Regions from separate parts of the Mus musculus genome. Here region 1 is linked to region 2. Evidence: chromatin loops called from intact Hi-C (ENCODE). Cell type or tissue: left cerebral cortex. All regions are shown on one strand. Each heading gives the region's core, and the rest is flanking DNA. Links, peaks and the distances in the headings are about the cores only.

What was found. Peaks named below come from ENCODE experiments on the same cell type or tissue, not always from the same donor. Only the 100,000 strongest peaks of a DNase experiment are listed, where the experiment ranks them.
Region 1: a loop joins it to region 2, with 2.3 times the contacts of the local background. A loop is called at or near these places in 2 of 42 quality-filtered maps.

The regions. Positions count from the first base shown.
Region 1 is chr17:84,642,171-84,649,947 of GRCm38, reverse strand. It overlaps Dync2li1 (dynein cytoplasmic 2 light intermediate chain 1), which reads right to left. Exons shown (of 13, transcript NM_172256.2): 6 at 6,890-7,076; 7 at 5,775-5,843; 8 at 5,152-5,229; 9 at 2,627-2,703; 10 at 2,232-2,302; 11 at 635-732; 12 at 147-239. Among named protein-coding and RNA genes, the nearest start is that of Dync2li1, 20 kb to the right of the region's middle. In left cerebral cortex, for the core only: no CTCF peak of the experiment used is centred there; DNase peaks (open chromatin) are centred at 3,162 and 3,896.
Region 2 is chr17:84,507,748-84,515,524 of GRCm38, reverse strand. Plekhh2 (pleckstrin homology domain containing, family H (with MyTH4 domain) member 2) reads right to left here and starts at 3,630. Exons shown (of 30, transcript NM_177606.4): 1 at 3,561-3,630. In left cerebral cortex, for the core only: a CTCF peak has its summit at 3,681; DNase peaks (open chromatin) are centred at 3,686, 4,052 and 4,970; H3K4me3 peaks cover 1,488 bases; H3K27ac peaks cover 1,219 bases.

The DNA of each region.
Region 1 (7,777 bases), core at 1,800-5,799, 130 kb before region 2:
ATTTTCAAGTTTCTTTTATATGCATATCAGAATTTTTTCTATACAGATAGATATAATACTGAGATGATTTTGCAAGTAAGAAATTATGAAAATGTATGAATTTACAGATGAATACTATATTTTGGTGAAACTGGGTTTGGAAATACCTGGTCCTTCTGAACCCTCATCTCATCGACTTCGCTTTCTGCATACTGCGGGTCTCGGGCTGGGTCCTGGACCGCCTTCAGGGTGCCGGTACTCTGAAATTACAGTTTCCCAAGTCATTTCACGCCCACAGCCCACATTGCCATAGTCACTATCTGTCTACGAGGCTGAGCTCCATCAGCGTGGCATCGAGAGCGCTTTGCTGTTTACAGCTTCCGTCAGACTCTCAGAAATCTACCTCAAACACACCCGTGCTCCCCACCTCCAGCCAGGGTCAGGTGTCTCCGTCTTCTAACAGCCAGAGAACCCTGTATGGAAGGGACAGGGGCCATGTCTTACTCAGCTATTAATCTTCATGGTGCTTTGTCTACAACAGTTTTAGCAAACATTTCATCATTTTGGAACATGAGAGAGAGATGGAGTTATCAGAACAGGCCTTTGGGCATTTCCGGTCACAGCTGATAGCTTCCCAGCAATGAAGAACATGTACCTTTGGTGGGAAGAGCTTGTCATACACCTTTTTCCACAGCTCCATAGGTGAGTGGGCCTGAAGTTTTCCAATGTCACTGTCAGGAACAGGAGGAGACCCTAAAATTGAAAGTTTACCTCAATTGACTACAAAGATTCAATTTTTGTAAACTATTAACAAGCAGATGCTGTTTATTAAAGCACTAGTCCTAGGTCTCTCGCTTTCCATCTCCACATTACAGACACTATTATGATTGTGCTATCTTGGTGGTTGTACTGGAAACAGAGGCAGCAAGACATAACGGTGAGCTATAACTCTGACTCCCACTCCCTACACTGGTATCTGTGCCCTGTTCACAGTAATTCCAGGTCTCAGTGTTCACAATAGAAATACGCATGTGCTCATGGTAAAGGCTTCATACAGCAGCGCCATCCATTTTACGTAAAACCGATCACTGCCCAGAAGTTCATTACTATAGAGAATAAACTGTCAGTATGTATGGCTATGTTCCATAACCAGGAAAGAGTTCAAATATTAATTAGAACTGTAAGCAGAATATACATTGAAAACCCACTAAAGTATACTGAGTTCAATAATGCAGACTGGTAAAGTTTCTACACCATATACACGTGTATAAATGCAGAGTACCAGAGAGGTGTGTGAGGGATCCTGCATACACACACACAAGTGCACACACACACACACATACATGCACACACCACACACACAAGTGCACGCACACACATGTACATACATGCACATACACACATACATGCACACATATATGCATGCACACACACATGCATATACATGCACACATGCACACACGTGCACACACACATACATGCACACACACACACACACACACACCATACACACACCACACACACACCACACCACACACATGCACATACATGCACACACACGCACGTGCACACACACACACATGCACACGCACATACCACACACGAGATTCATCTCCCTCTTCCCCCTCAAAGTGCTGGGTTGTACCGAGGACCTCACTCATTTGAGGCACTCTACCACTGAGCTACAGTCCCTGTCCCTACTATTTTAATGAGGATAATATATTTATAACTTGAATATTTAAGTTAATTTGAAAAAATTAAAAAATTCAGTCACTTTCTGGCAATTTTTGATCTATAACCTGAGATTTTTATCCTTTCTAACATCTTTATTGTCCCCCAAAATGTTCAACTATTAACCTTCAAGGGTTCCCTTATCATTTTGGTTAGAAAGTATTGATTCCCTACTTGAGTGTATGTGTGTGTGTGTGTGTGTGTGTGTGTGTGTGTGTGTGTGTATCCAACACTGGTGCTGGAAACTAAACTTGGGTCCTCTGGAAGAGCAGCAAGTACTTCTAATTTCTGAGCCACGTCTCAGTTCTGGCTCTTACTTCTCCACGCAGTGCCCTGCCTTCTATCACAAGTACGTCAATGTGCTGGGAGCTTCCTCAATTCTGGGGATACAAATGAATGCTTATGAAATAACTGTTACGAAATGAAGCCAGAAATGGTGGTGTGCTGGAGACCAAGGAGGCAGGAAGAGAAAATCAATAAGCAATTTAAAAAGATTAAGCAATATTAATAAGTTCACCAACCTATCTGACATAAAGAATCCAGTCCTGCTGTGATAAACAGTGGCTTATTTTGATCCACACATATTGATTTGCTGTATGGCAAAGAAAAAGATTGTAATTTAGTTCACCAGTTAAATATGCTGCCACGTTCTAGTATAAATACAAAGGCCACATTTTATCTAAGTCATGGATGAGAGCATTGACCCAAATGGACCAGTACCATTGGTTGTGACAGACTAACACCATAGTCAGCTCAAACCATGAGAAAGAACAAAGTCAGAGAAGACACATGCAAAAACTTCCAACTCCATTTAAAATGAACAGAAGACAATCATAAGCACAGGAAAGTGGTAAGGTGGAGGGAGATACAGAAGCCAGGGAACAGGGGGAACTGATTGGAAAATATTTACCAATACCTTTTATCAATACCGAATGCCAACTGGTTGATAACACCGCGTATCTTCAGTAACAGAGCTTCTGACTTGCTGGTAAACTTAGAAACAAATGAGATAAATTACACTCTGCTCTCTCATCCTCTAACAGTAAAAAACACAGCTTTAAACAAGCACAACTGGCCAGAGAATTACAACTTCTTTTCCTCAAAACATGTATATTTGAGTCGACAAAACAGAGGCTGACTAAGGCAACCTGGATCAGCTTGCCTCGGTACCGAGTTCATGAGTGCGTGATCCAGGAAGGACCCAGAGAGCTCACCAATCATCTCACCAATTTCCATCATCAGAATTTGTTTTTAATTTGTACATTAGTGTTTGCCTGAAATGTTTGCGGTGTGTGTTAACACAAACATTCTTAATGTTCTAAAAGAAAATGTCCCCCAATCTAACTGGGTCAGTTAGATAGGGAGAAGCATATATAAAAGTAACTGTGACAGCTGCAGGCGGGGACAGTCACACCGGCACTCCCTGAATTGATTTTTTTTTAGCTTCTTTTTTTAATTGCCTGCAGAGCTGGGGGGTAGGCAATTTCTGAATCTTCTCCTGGGTAGATCTAAGAGAGCCAAATTGCAGCACCCCAGGATGGTGAAGGGGGTGCCTGCCACCAAGAGTTAGGCTCTGACTCTTGAGTAAGCAGGAAGTGTGTGTGTGTTTGTGTGTCCTCCACAGATGGTCAGTCACTGTTTGCCTTCTAAATACTTTGCTATTCAAAGGCAAAGGAGAATGGCTCAGATGTATGAAGTGAAATGAAATACTTATAAAGCAAAGATGGCAACTTTCTGGTTCCCATGGCAGGTCCACAGGACAACGCTGACTCTGGTGTAAGAATAGGCTCACAGAGGAAGTACAGTACACAAGGGCTCACAAAGGTCAGACACATTCATTTAAAACAAAGAATTTAATAATGATCATGTTTATCGTGTGATATGTAAAATAGGGATTTTTTTAATTAAAAAAGATTGTTGTACTTAGTTTTACTAAGAAATTATATATTTGTTACATTATAATATATTGTTATTGCTTTAAACTATGTAATTTTGTAATATTTTGTTTTTACCACAGGGGCGAGGAGCAAGCCTAAGCACAAATGTTTCTCAGGGTCGAGGGGTGGGAGAGCACTCAAGGTTTCTCACCAACTCATCTCACCATCTGCTGCCTCTCAAACCCCTCCCTCCACTCCTGCTGGTGCTCCTGAGTCAGCTCAGTGCTGGGAACCCCTCCCCCGCCCCCCCCCCCCCCGTCTCCCCCACCTCCCCCTCCCCTCGTTCCCCTTCCTCCCCGTGTCCTCCCCAGAGCCACCCCTCCCACCCTCGGAGGTGCTCCTCTCCACTCATTAGCAGAAATGAATGAACTAGAAACTTCCTCCCCACTGGTTCTTTTCAAAATGGCAAAAAGACTTTCCAAAGCCTGACGTATAGGCAGACAGAGCTCAGGCTAAGAAGGTAAAGAGAACACATAAAGAAATGGGAAGTGCTCTAAATGCATAGATATTGAACATACACAGAATACAGAGCTCGTTCAGCTGGGGCAGCAACAGGCTCCACCCTGCCCTGGGGCTCTACTCTCTTTGAGCACTTTGACTCAGGAAAGCAAACCACCAACTATTTATTCAACAGCTAAGATAGCCTTGTTTGTTGTTGTTGTTTGTTTTGTTTGTTTTTGAGACAGGGTCTCATTATAGAGGCTCAGAAAAGGTAGAGTATTTTAATTCCCACAATTACTCTTTTAACGTGCAAACATTTTAAGTTTGCCTAGCAAAAGCAGTTCAGAAATTAAGGTAGTATTTTTCAGCAAAATAGTTTTACATTTTATCTTTTGTTTAAAGGATAACCAGCAAAGTCTGGCCCACCTCGGAAGATCATTACAACCCTGTGCTTTTCGGGTTGTTTCTGAGACGCTCAGGCCGCCTTGGACCTGAGCACTTCCTGCCCCATGCATCCGTCTCCTGAGGTGGGCTATTTATTCACTGGCTCCACAGTTCAGGCCCGCACCCCTCCTCACGAAGCAGGCAGGCACGGTTCCCATCTGCTTTTACCTCAGAGGATGCAAAGCTTAGGTGGCTGGTCCAGAATCCTTGTCTGACAAGGAGTTGGTCACAGTGACACTGACCTGGGCAGCTCGACTCCAAAATTCATGATTTTAACCTCTATACCAGCATTGCTTTTACATAAAACACCATCTTATTAAAATCCCGCCCTTGCCCCCCTCCTCCCGGGCCCTTCCATTGAAGGAATATAGATTCTAATTCTTGAAGACAAAAATAAAAATGTGTGAACACACCAACATATCTCTGAAGCTTGCCTGGGCTTACAGACACAAGCCGTGGAAGGTGGGGAGGCCATGGGCAGAGGGCTCTGCAGGGGCCCTGTCTAAGCAGAGCTTTGGAAGTGAGAAGGAAAGGGGCAGGGCGAGCTCAGGTCTCTATTATTCCCATCTGGGCAGCCCGCTCCTTTCTCCACACACCCAGAGGGCAGGGAGGCACTGACCATCAGCGAGGCTCCGTAGTAATGTGCCACAAAGCGCAGGGTCTTACATATCACCTTTCTCTTCTCAGGATCAAAATCCTGTGGAAGAAAATCATTACAAGGAAAAAATAAGCCAGAGGACTCAACAGCTCACTTGGGGAGAAACACATTATTTGTTTTTAAATCCCCACCCTGAGGAGTCCGGCTCGGTCACCTCCACGTTCACATCTGGAGAGACTGAACAAGCCGCCGTCTCCTACTGCTATCAGATCTGTTTAAACGCTTGGCTTCAGAGAGTCCAGATATAAGCACACATTTCATCCTGCGCAATACCCTAAGGACTCCCTGACAAGCCAAGATAAGAAGAAACTAATTTCCTACTTTCTTCAGTTTACAGTTGGGGAGTAAATCTTATCCCTCAGTGCTAAGATTTGTTTTTAAGTTTTCTGCCTCGCCCCGTTCTAACCAATGGGCTCATTTTCCTGAACTCCTTGGGATGTCCTCATCATACCGTCCTTTCTAACATCTTTTACATGGATGTCTCTGAGCTGGTCCCTTCCAGAGGTACTGTTCTTATTTCATCATTTTCCCATAAAAGCATAGCTACACATGCCCCATGAACAGCTAGACATAGAAGCACCTACCTGGAAAATATCATATTTACTTCCAATAATGACCAGAGGTATTGGAAATGGGTCAATTAATTCCCGGTCCTGTTAATAAACAGATATACTTGATTATAGTTGTGTATTGCTATGTCCTCAGGAATTTCTGTTTACTTCAGAAAACACCTTTTACTCTCGTCATTGATGTTGACCATATTTTCTGAAATAGAGTTTGCTATGATATTAACTTTCACTTTGTGCTATATTTTAAGTGTGAAGCCAGAAATGGCAATTGTCATAACACCATGGCGCCCATTCACTTTTGTGGTCTGCTACTCTGGTTTGTTTGTTTGTTTGTTTGTTTGTTTGTTTTGTTTTCCAAGACAGACTCTCTCTGTGTAGCCCTAGCTGTCCTGGAACTTGTTTTGTAGACCAGGCTGGCCTCGAACTCTGACATGCCTGCCTCTGCCTCCTGAGTGCTCCACCCGGCTACTGCTGGGCTTCCCTACAAGGACATCATCTTTAAGGGGCTTCTCATTTATGTAAAGTGCGTGCTGCTTGGCTGAATTTGGTCCTGATACTTTGTAAGACACAGGCGCACAAACTATGGACACTAGGAAATGCTTCTCTTAGTTTTCTAGATGATGACATTCCAACTGTATCTAAAACCTTGTGCTGCCACCACAGCAACTCTAGGACTTGATAGTTTGGGGATGGCGGCGGGGGGGGGGGGGGGGGGGTGTCACATGACAGCCACTGAATGAATGCAGACGCCTGTTGCTGGGGAGGCAGCTGACTCTCAGCTCCTGCTTCAGTCCGTAGCTTCAGCCAGCCTCTCCCAGTTCAACCCGGATTTTCATCTTCATTTTACAAAGATTATACAATCAGTGTCAGAACTCTGCTCTAAAACTCCCTTTCTCTTGAGTTATGGTAAGGTTCATCGCAGTGAACACGGCAGATGTCTGACGAGGAGACGTCAGCGTCTTCCCCTTCTCTGGCTCTTTCTGAGGTTTATGAAATTGCTGTAATTTTCCAGTAAACCAGTTCATTTACATCAAACACATTTTAAGTCATGCAGAAAATGAAAGAAGCTGCATTGAGGTACTGTCTCTACTCGGTGTGGCACTGAGGCCAGAACAAACCGGGAAGCTCACCGGATGGTCCTTCTGCACCACGCTCCACATTCGTTGCCGCATCTCGGCCGAAGCCTTGGAGCTTGTCTTGCCCAGCTTCATTATCACCTTGTCTACATGGCTTTTTGTGGCTTGCAACAGATTTTCCATGGTTGACCAAAGATCATTAGGTTTGGAAAGATCCAAAACAAGAACAATAGAAAATGTCCTAAAGAGATAAAACAGCTGTAAACAAAGAGATTCCTCGTGGTAACTGTTTTGAGATGTGAAATGTCCTGAAATTTATCTAATATAGTTACAAAACCCAGCATGCCATTATTCCAAGACGGAGTGAGAGCTCACTTAGAGCCTTGTGTACTCTGGTCCTTCCTACTGGTACTCAGTATGACAGCTAAGAACGATGCAGTTCAGACAGAGAAGCTGAACGCGAATGGTCCGATGATGCCACATTTAGACCTGACTTTACCTGGTGCTCCACAGAAAAGGAGCAAAAATCTCAGTGCCAAGGTCAGCAGCAATGCAATGTATACGGAAGGGAATGGACACACTGACAAGCCTTACTGGGAAGCCAGCGGGCTTGCTTAAGCTTTTTCTAGGCAGTTTCCCTAGATGTGCTGATGCCTGTTTTATGGATCTGAAATTAGAAGCGCTTATTTATATAACTAGTAAGCTGGAAAAGTGCTTTTAAATCAAAGTCGTCTGTTTTCCAGCTATACTTCTCTCTCTCTCTGAAAACACGGCTCTGATTAGCAGAGGACACTGCCATCACCACAGACAGTGGGCTCCACTCCTACACATTAAACATAAATCTAAATCTAAACTCTACAACAAAACAACCCATTTAAAAATAGATTCCAATAACTCCAAAGAGATAGCTGTTGGCCAAGAAGCACATGAAAAGATGCTTGA
Region 2 (7,777 bases), core at 1,586-5,585:
GCAGGCCTACCAGAGACATCAATGGAACATGCCATAAACAGGATGCAATAAGACTAGGCACACACGCCCATATAAAGGCTGGACAAGGCAACCCAGTAGAAGAAAAAAGGTCTGTGGAGCAGCTGAAAGAGACAGAGACACCCTCCCACTCCCACTGTTAGGAGTCCTGCAAGAAGACCAAGCTACACAACTGTTAACATATATGTCGGGGACCTAGCTCAGATGCAAGCAGGCTCCCTGCTTGTTGGTTCAATGTCTGTGAGTCCCTAAAAGCCCTGCTTAGTTGATTATGTGGGCTGGGTTCTTGTGGTGTCTTTGACCCCTCTGCCTCCTACAAACCTTCTGACCCCTCTTCTGTGGGGTTCTCTGAGTTTGGCCTAATGGTTCTCTACATCTGCTCCCAAGCTATGCTTTTGTTATTATTGTTTTGTTTTGTTTTTGTTTTGATTTGTTTTTTTTAAGGAGGGTTGTGCAAAGAGTTTGGAAAAGCCATTGAGCGCTCAGAGCTCAGCAAGCTGTTCTTGGGAGCCTGAGAGATGACAATGTTGCAAGTGATAAAGACACTGGAGGCCTGGCTTGTGAAGTTCCAGAAGGAAGTTTGAGAGTACAGTAGGCATAACGTTATTGTGCACCATGTAAAAATTATCCTTGCATTTTTCAAATGCTGATTTCTGGACCCCCCATATCTGATTGCAGTCCTTATTCTAAGTATCTCTGGCCTCAACGTTGTGTAGGCATTGCTCCTCATCTGTTCTCTGATTGGTCAATGAAAAGGATGATCAGTCAATGACTGAGCAGGGGAGAGAATAGGGTTGGACTTCTTCCCAGCATGGGGAAGAGGGAAGGAAAGAGAGAAAGTGGGGATTCCACAAGGGGAGAGTCAAGGAGACACCATGAGAAAACATGAAGAGCCCAGATCGCCAGATCGGTGCTAAAATGCAAGCATCACTGGGATTCTGACTAGGAAGTATCCAGATTAGCTGAGAGGATTAAAATAGAGTGATATTGCCTGGCTGGTGTGCCCTTAAAGCTTGTTAAAGAAATAGAATAGTGCAGTCTCAATTATTTGGGAGCTAGCTGGGCTAAGGAGGAAAACCGCAACAAAAAATTACAAGTTGCCACTAACAGAGTACCTTAAAAACTTTATTGGGATCATTCGATACTTTGGTTTAAGAATCTGGACAGCTGGGGTTGAAGAATCAGCCTGATAGAAGGGACCAGAGCCCCTGAAGTAAGACCTTTGCTTTACCTGGGCAATCAATGCTGGTTAGCTAGAGCTGAGATTTTACCAGCGATTTAGAGACCAGCAATACTGAGGTAAATTTTACTGGGAATATGTCCTCAGAGTCAGCGCACAGAAGCTGTGGTCCAGAGAAAGCCAAGGCTGCATCTCATGCTGGCGGACAAACTTGGTAATGTATAGAGTCACCCAGATGGTTTTGAAGGCATGAAGGTGTCAGGGTGAACAGCTGAGCCTTGTGCAGTAGAAGCACAAGGACTGAAGTGTTCTTGGGGACAAGTTGGGTGAGGTCTGGCACGACGCGGTTGCTGCAGCAGGATCTTGGAGAGAGCGGTACTAAGGGGTAACCACCAAGGAACAGCAGCAGCTATGGGGTGAACTGGCCCGAGACGGGCTTCGTGTGGTGTGCTACTTATAACTACAGTTTTGCTACTGTTATGAATCATAACATACATGTGTTTTCTGATTGTTTTAAGTGACCTCTGAGAAAGGGTTATTCTACTCCAAAAAGGTCTCGACCCACAGGTTGAGAAGCACTGGACTAGAGTTTCTTAGTGGGCAGGAAGACACTATTCTCTAACTGGATAGTGATAACTGCGCAAATATGCCCCAATCCCCTGTCAAAGGGTCGATTTTATGATTTGTGAATTATATCCCAATTAAAAAGAATATATACAAACAAAAATGGATATATACTAAGAACACATTTACAGATTTAACCATTTATTATTAGTTGTTATCCCTGCCAGGAATCTCACCAATAACTCAAATAATAGAGAAGTAACTGTTAACCCCAACTACGAAAAGTACAGTACATATCTCTTACACTTTGCCAGGTAGAGATACCTAGGTAACAATACAAGAAAATTCAAAGTTAACTACATCTATTTGTCTTTAGTTGTTGTAATTATACATTTTTATGATGAAGTAGAAAAGCTTAAAGATGACCAAACATGCATCTGACATCTTTGGTGCCCAACAACCAGGTCATAATAAAAAGAAATTCAAGACTTCAGTTTGGTTTTGTGATAGCTCAAGGTCCAGACAAGAGGCGTCCTGGGTCCCTCTGTAATTCTGTATCTAGGTAGAAGGCAGCTGTAACCCAGCAGAGCTCCACCTTGGCTGGCTAAGAATGGGAATTCTCAACACTTTCAACGTCCCTAGTGACAGGACTGTATGGCTTCCACTTCTAAAAATGTCCTCTCTAAGTTTTGAACTCTAAGGGGATCTACCTTCTCTGCAGGGGGCAGACAAAAACTGAGGTTTTCCAAAGACTTCCAGTGACTTCGGAAATATTTACTGGCACAAAATAAACTGTTTATAGTTGTGGAGTGAACGCTCTTTTCTCTGAATCTCTGACTTCCTGTTTCTTTTCCAGCTCCTAAAAGGGGGTGGGAGAGGTTTGAAAAGACTAAAGTCCTGGGAAGGGAGGAAGGGAGAGAGGGAAAGAGCGAGGGAGGGAAGAAGGAAAGTTACTACCTAGACTCACACTGATGGAATTTAGATAATCCCCTAAAGCCTATATATTCTTTAGAACAGTTGGGTTGTAGGTTATGTCCTGCCTACCCCCAATGCAGAAAAGATGTCTTTAACTAGGCTGAAGCATGCTTGTTCAAAGAACCTTAGCACCTAGCCCTACTTGGGGCATGCCTGCCCTTCAGCGGCACTGCCCAGAACAGCCTTCTCCTCCACACTCCTCCTGGACACACACACACAGCCTATGAGGTCCAGGCTTGCAAAGACTGGAACTTTCACAAAGAAGCCAGTGACCCTCAGGTAGCCGGGCTAGAGGAGAGTTTTTGCAAGGCAGGGTGCCTCAACTCCTCCGGGGACAGATTCGTTTCGGGGTATGTCACCTTAGGGCGCTCTGGCGTCGGGCGGTCGGGCAAGCAGAGGTGTTAAAAATGAAAAGCTGGAGAACTGTGGTCCCGGGGTCCCCTCAAAGCACGGCTCATCAGAAGCGCAGGCCGAACTGTTGCATCGCCGATGGGACCCAAGGCGCGCGGGGACGCGGGGCTGCCCCGCAGCTCCCCTACCCGACGACCCCCAGCGGTACCACAAGCCAGGGGCCCTGCTTTTCTAACAGAACGTCACAGGAGCCCGAGGAACGTAGAGCCGTCCCCAGCCAGCTCCTGCGGGCGACCCGGGACCCGGCCGAGCCAGGGCGCGAGGCGTCCTGCGCTGCATCCCTGTCCCACTCCGCCGACCCCGCCGACCCCTTCCTCGCCGGCAACCCAGGACGCCCTGGTTCCCGGGGTAAGGAACCCGGGAGGCTCGGTCCCCGAGGACGCTGGACCCCGCGCTCTGCCCACCTGCCTACCTCTGCGGCGGCGCCTGATGTTCCGGCTCGCCAGTCACCCGGCTCCGCCGGCTTCCCCGGCTCTCAGCCCGCGCCGACCGCACTCGGAGCTCCGAGCGGCCGGGACAGCGCCGCCTCCTGCGGGATTGGCGGCCGGAGTAGCTAATCGGAAGACGCAGCCGACCACCTGGCGTCACTGGAGGAGGTGTTTATAACTCTAGCTCCTCCCGGTGCCCCTCGGAGTAAAGAGCCCTGACCCAAGAGGTATTCCCACTGCCTTCCCCACACCTAGATTTTAAGGCCTGATGAAGCACTTAGTCACCTCTTTTCCATTCCTTTTGCCTCGATTGGACCTATGGACCATCCTGTTGCATTGTCTCTAGGCGTGAACTCTCTCCTCTGGCCAGTCTGTCTTTCTACATTAACTAGTGTAAGTGTGCACTTTGCCAAGGCCTTTATTGTCTTCCAGGTTGGGTTTAAATGGCCAAGAACGGATTCCGTGTGTAGCCTGAAAAACCTCCCTCGTAGTTGTGCAAGTTTAGTTTTTACAGCTGCTGCTCACACCTCGGGTGACTGTGGTCTGAGGTCTGAGGAATCCAGCTGGGAGCATTGACATGCTGTTTCCTTCCCACCTTTAAAAGTTCTATCTCTCCTCTCAGCCCAGTGAGTCTCCAGACTGCCCCACATAGTGGAAACCTCTGCTCCCGTTTTTTGCCCTCAGAACGTCCGGTTTTTTGCCTCTCTTGGAGTGAGTGCACACGTTTGCCTGACCTACTATTGCCACTGTAGGCCAGCAAGCATTTCAAAGGGAGGAGCTGTTATGTTCTTTTGCAAATCGCACAAAAGCATATTGCGTGAGCACATGAATGATAAATCTGGTTGGATTTCACATCCCAAGCAGGGGCCTAAAGAGGCCAGTCTTGGGAGTTGTTAAGGGACCAGAGAGAGGGGAGAGGGAGGAGAGGGGAGGGAAGGGGAGGGAAGGGGAGGGGAGTGGGAGGAGAGGGACAAATTCTGGATGTTAGAGGTAATCCTTCCCCAGGTCATCAAACTAGGTCAGACAAATTGCTCTCTTTGATACACAGTTCACTAATAGAAGGCATCAGAAGGCTTTTCCCACTTCAGTCTTTTTACAAAAGAAAAAGCCAACCTTATATATATATATAAAAAATACTAAAGTGATAAATTTTGCAAAGTTCCTTAGAGGGAAAGCCCTAAGTGAAAACAAATAAGGCCAGCAAGCAAGCACCAGGCGTCCATGTTTCTTCCAGATGAGCACTAATTTTGGACTGGATCCCAGACAACCCCCACACATCAAATTCTTTCTGCCTTCTGTGGGAGCTGATGATGCATAGCATATGAAAAATTGTCTCCAAACAGCCTTGGCAAACAAGCAGGCTGGACTGGGCTCATTTTACAGAGCATGCGGGAGTTAAATCAACAGTTAAAGTAACTTGCATAATTTAGCACAGCAAGTCAGCAGAGACCCAACAAGAGAAAGACGGAGGATGCCAAAATAGAATCACTTCCGTTTGTGAGTCAGAAACACTAAATAGACTAGTGAGCTGAGTGAATACGTTCAGTCATAAAAAGCAGCTTTCTCAACATGACTGCCATCTTTGTAAGGCTCAGCCAATATTTACTTACAGTCACCTTTTTCTAGAAACATGACAAACTGAATTTGGCTATGATTTTTTTTAAAGGTGCAGTAGCTTCCTTTTTCTGGCCGTAGAAAACAAAACCAAAGCAAACAACCAAAAACCCCAAGCTCCACATGATAGGATGGAATAGTATTCAGAGCTAAAAAGAGGTGGAAGCTGGGCGGCCCGGACCTAAAAGGATCAAGCTCATTGTCAGCTACATAGTGAACCTGAGGTTCGAGAGACTGAAAGACAGACAGGGTGAGACTGAAAGACAGACAGGGTGAGACTGAAAGACAGACAGGGTGATGAGGGAGAGAAATCAAGCTACGGGTTGAATAAGCCTTGGAAAATACACTAAATGAAAAGAGCTAATCACAAAATTGGAAATATTGTATGATTCCGTAAATATGGGATGCTCAGAGAAGTGGATTCATCATTACCCTGGGCTGAGAAAGATGCAGGTGTTCGTCTAGGGCAGTAGTTCTCAACCTGTGGGTTGCAACCTCTTCGAGGGTTAAACAACCCTTCACAGGGGTCATCTAAAACTATTGGAAAACACAGATGTTTACATTGTGATTCACAACAGTAGCAACATTGTAGTTATGAAGTAGCAACTAGAATACTTTATGGTTGGGGTCAGCACATGGGAGCTGTGTTAAAGGCTCACAGCATCAGGAAGGTTGAGAACCACTGGTATGTGGGGGATGAAGTGCTTTGAAGGGTGAGTAATCAAAGTGTCTCTGGAAAGTTCCATACCTGTACATCTCTGACTACACTAAAAGCCATGACCATGTATAACTCAAATGGGTGAGTTGTGTGTTTTATGATAAAACTCAAAGGTATTTTTAGGGGCAGGAGAGATGGCTTAGAGGTCAAGTGCCTGCCACACAGCAGGAGTGGGTCCTCATCAGGCATGTACAAGCTGGGTAGAGTGGTCCCCAGTTATGGGGATGCTGAGCCAGACTCCTGGAGCTCAGTGGGCGCCCAGCCAAGTCAGTGAGCTCCAAGTTCAGTGTACGGCTCCGTCTGTCTCGAAAGATAAAGTGGAAGGCAAGCAAGGAGGGTACCTGATGACCTCTGACCTCTGGCCTCTGTGCAGTCATGTGTATTTTCAAACACATGTATTTTCAAATGCACCCACAGGCATGGCTTTCTCATTTTTTTGTTTTCTATATTAAGTGGAAGAAGATAGAAATTCCCTGATCAGCCCTCTTAACTGTCCATGGCTGTGTGTGCCTTAGTCACTTATTTGCCTCGGTAGCTACAGTCTGGTTTCTGTAGCAAAGTCATACTGGCTTCCTCTTTCACATGATGATAAGAGATGTGAGAGCAGAAACACTGGTTCTTGTCTTAGTGAATGCCCCGCTTGTAGCACAGTGCCTGGCACTCAGCAAGGACACCATAAATATTTATTAGATGATAGACAAAGGCAGAGAGGGATGCATTTCATTGGCTACTTGTGAGATCCCAGGCTCCGTGTTATAAGGAATACAAAGGGGAACAAAATCCATCAGCTGGATCCTCTGTGTTCCTAGAGTTCCATCCTAGGAAGAAAGATGAATGTTCATTAAACACATACACTCACTAGGCACTGTGAGGGAAATGCCCGTGATATCACACAGCTCAGTGATGCACAGGAGATATTTCATGCTCAGAAGTCAAGACGCCTTTCTTGACCTCTTCTTCTTCTTCTTTTTAAATTTATTTATTTATTTATTTATTTATTTATTTATTTTGAGATGAGGTCTGAGAAAATTAACCAGGAACAATCAAGGGATGATAGGAAGCGCATTGTGGATAGGGAGAACAGCAGGTACCAGGCTTTGTGGTTAAGAGGAGACTAATATACCAGAGGGACTGAATAAAGGACACGGACATGGCACCAGGAGCACTTGAGATGGGGAGAATAGCAGAGAGGGCTGGAAGGAAAGTGAGTCCGCGCCCATCAGAGGCTGTGAAGAAAGGGCTTCTCACACTGTAACCAGATTCGAGTTAGAACTCGGAGTCAGGATTCATGGTCTGGTGTGGGGACTAAGAAGCCCAAGGGATGCACATTGTATGGGTACCCCTTAACTATGTTATAGCTATCAAACATGGGAATGTCGTAACTACGTTATAGCGATGGGACAGCTCTCACACGATGGGCTACATCCCATATGGGTTCGTATAACTAAATGTGGAAATTGAGATAAATTGGTAACAGTGAAAGATTTCTGGAAGTGCAGTTGTCACAACTTCAGTCAAGATCAAAAGCAGGGTGCTTCTGGGTGGCACTTTCCAGCCCCACTGCAGCTTTGGCTCAGAACCCAGGTTTGCGCTTTTCACTGCATGTGCCCCTTTGCCGTGCAGCACCAGTGAAAGCTGCCTCAAACCCCTCGTCTCAGAGTCCAGAATACTGTGTGTTATGAGCCATCCTAAAACTAAAAGAAGCGTCTGAATAAAAAGGGGCCAGGACAACAACCAACGTGTCCTCCCAGTGGAATGGTGGTCAAGGAAGACAGCTTGCTTGGTGTTAAGTCTTACTCCATTTTGGACTTCGGTGATAAAATATCTGACTGTGCGGCATGTAAATGTTTCTGATGTTACTAAAGACAG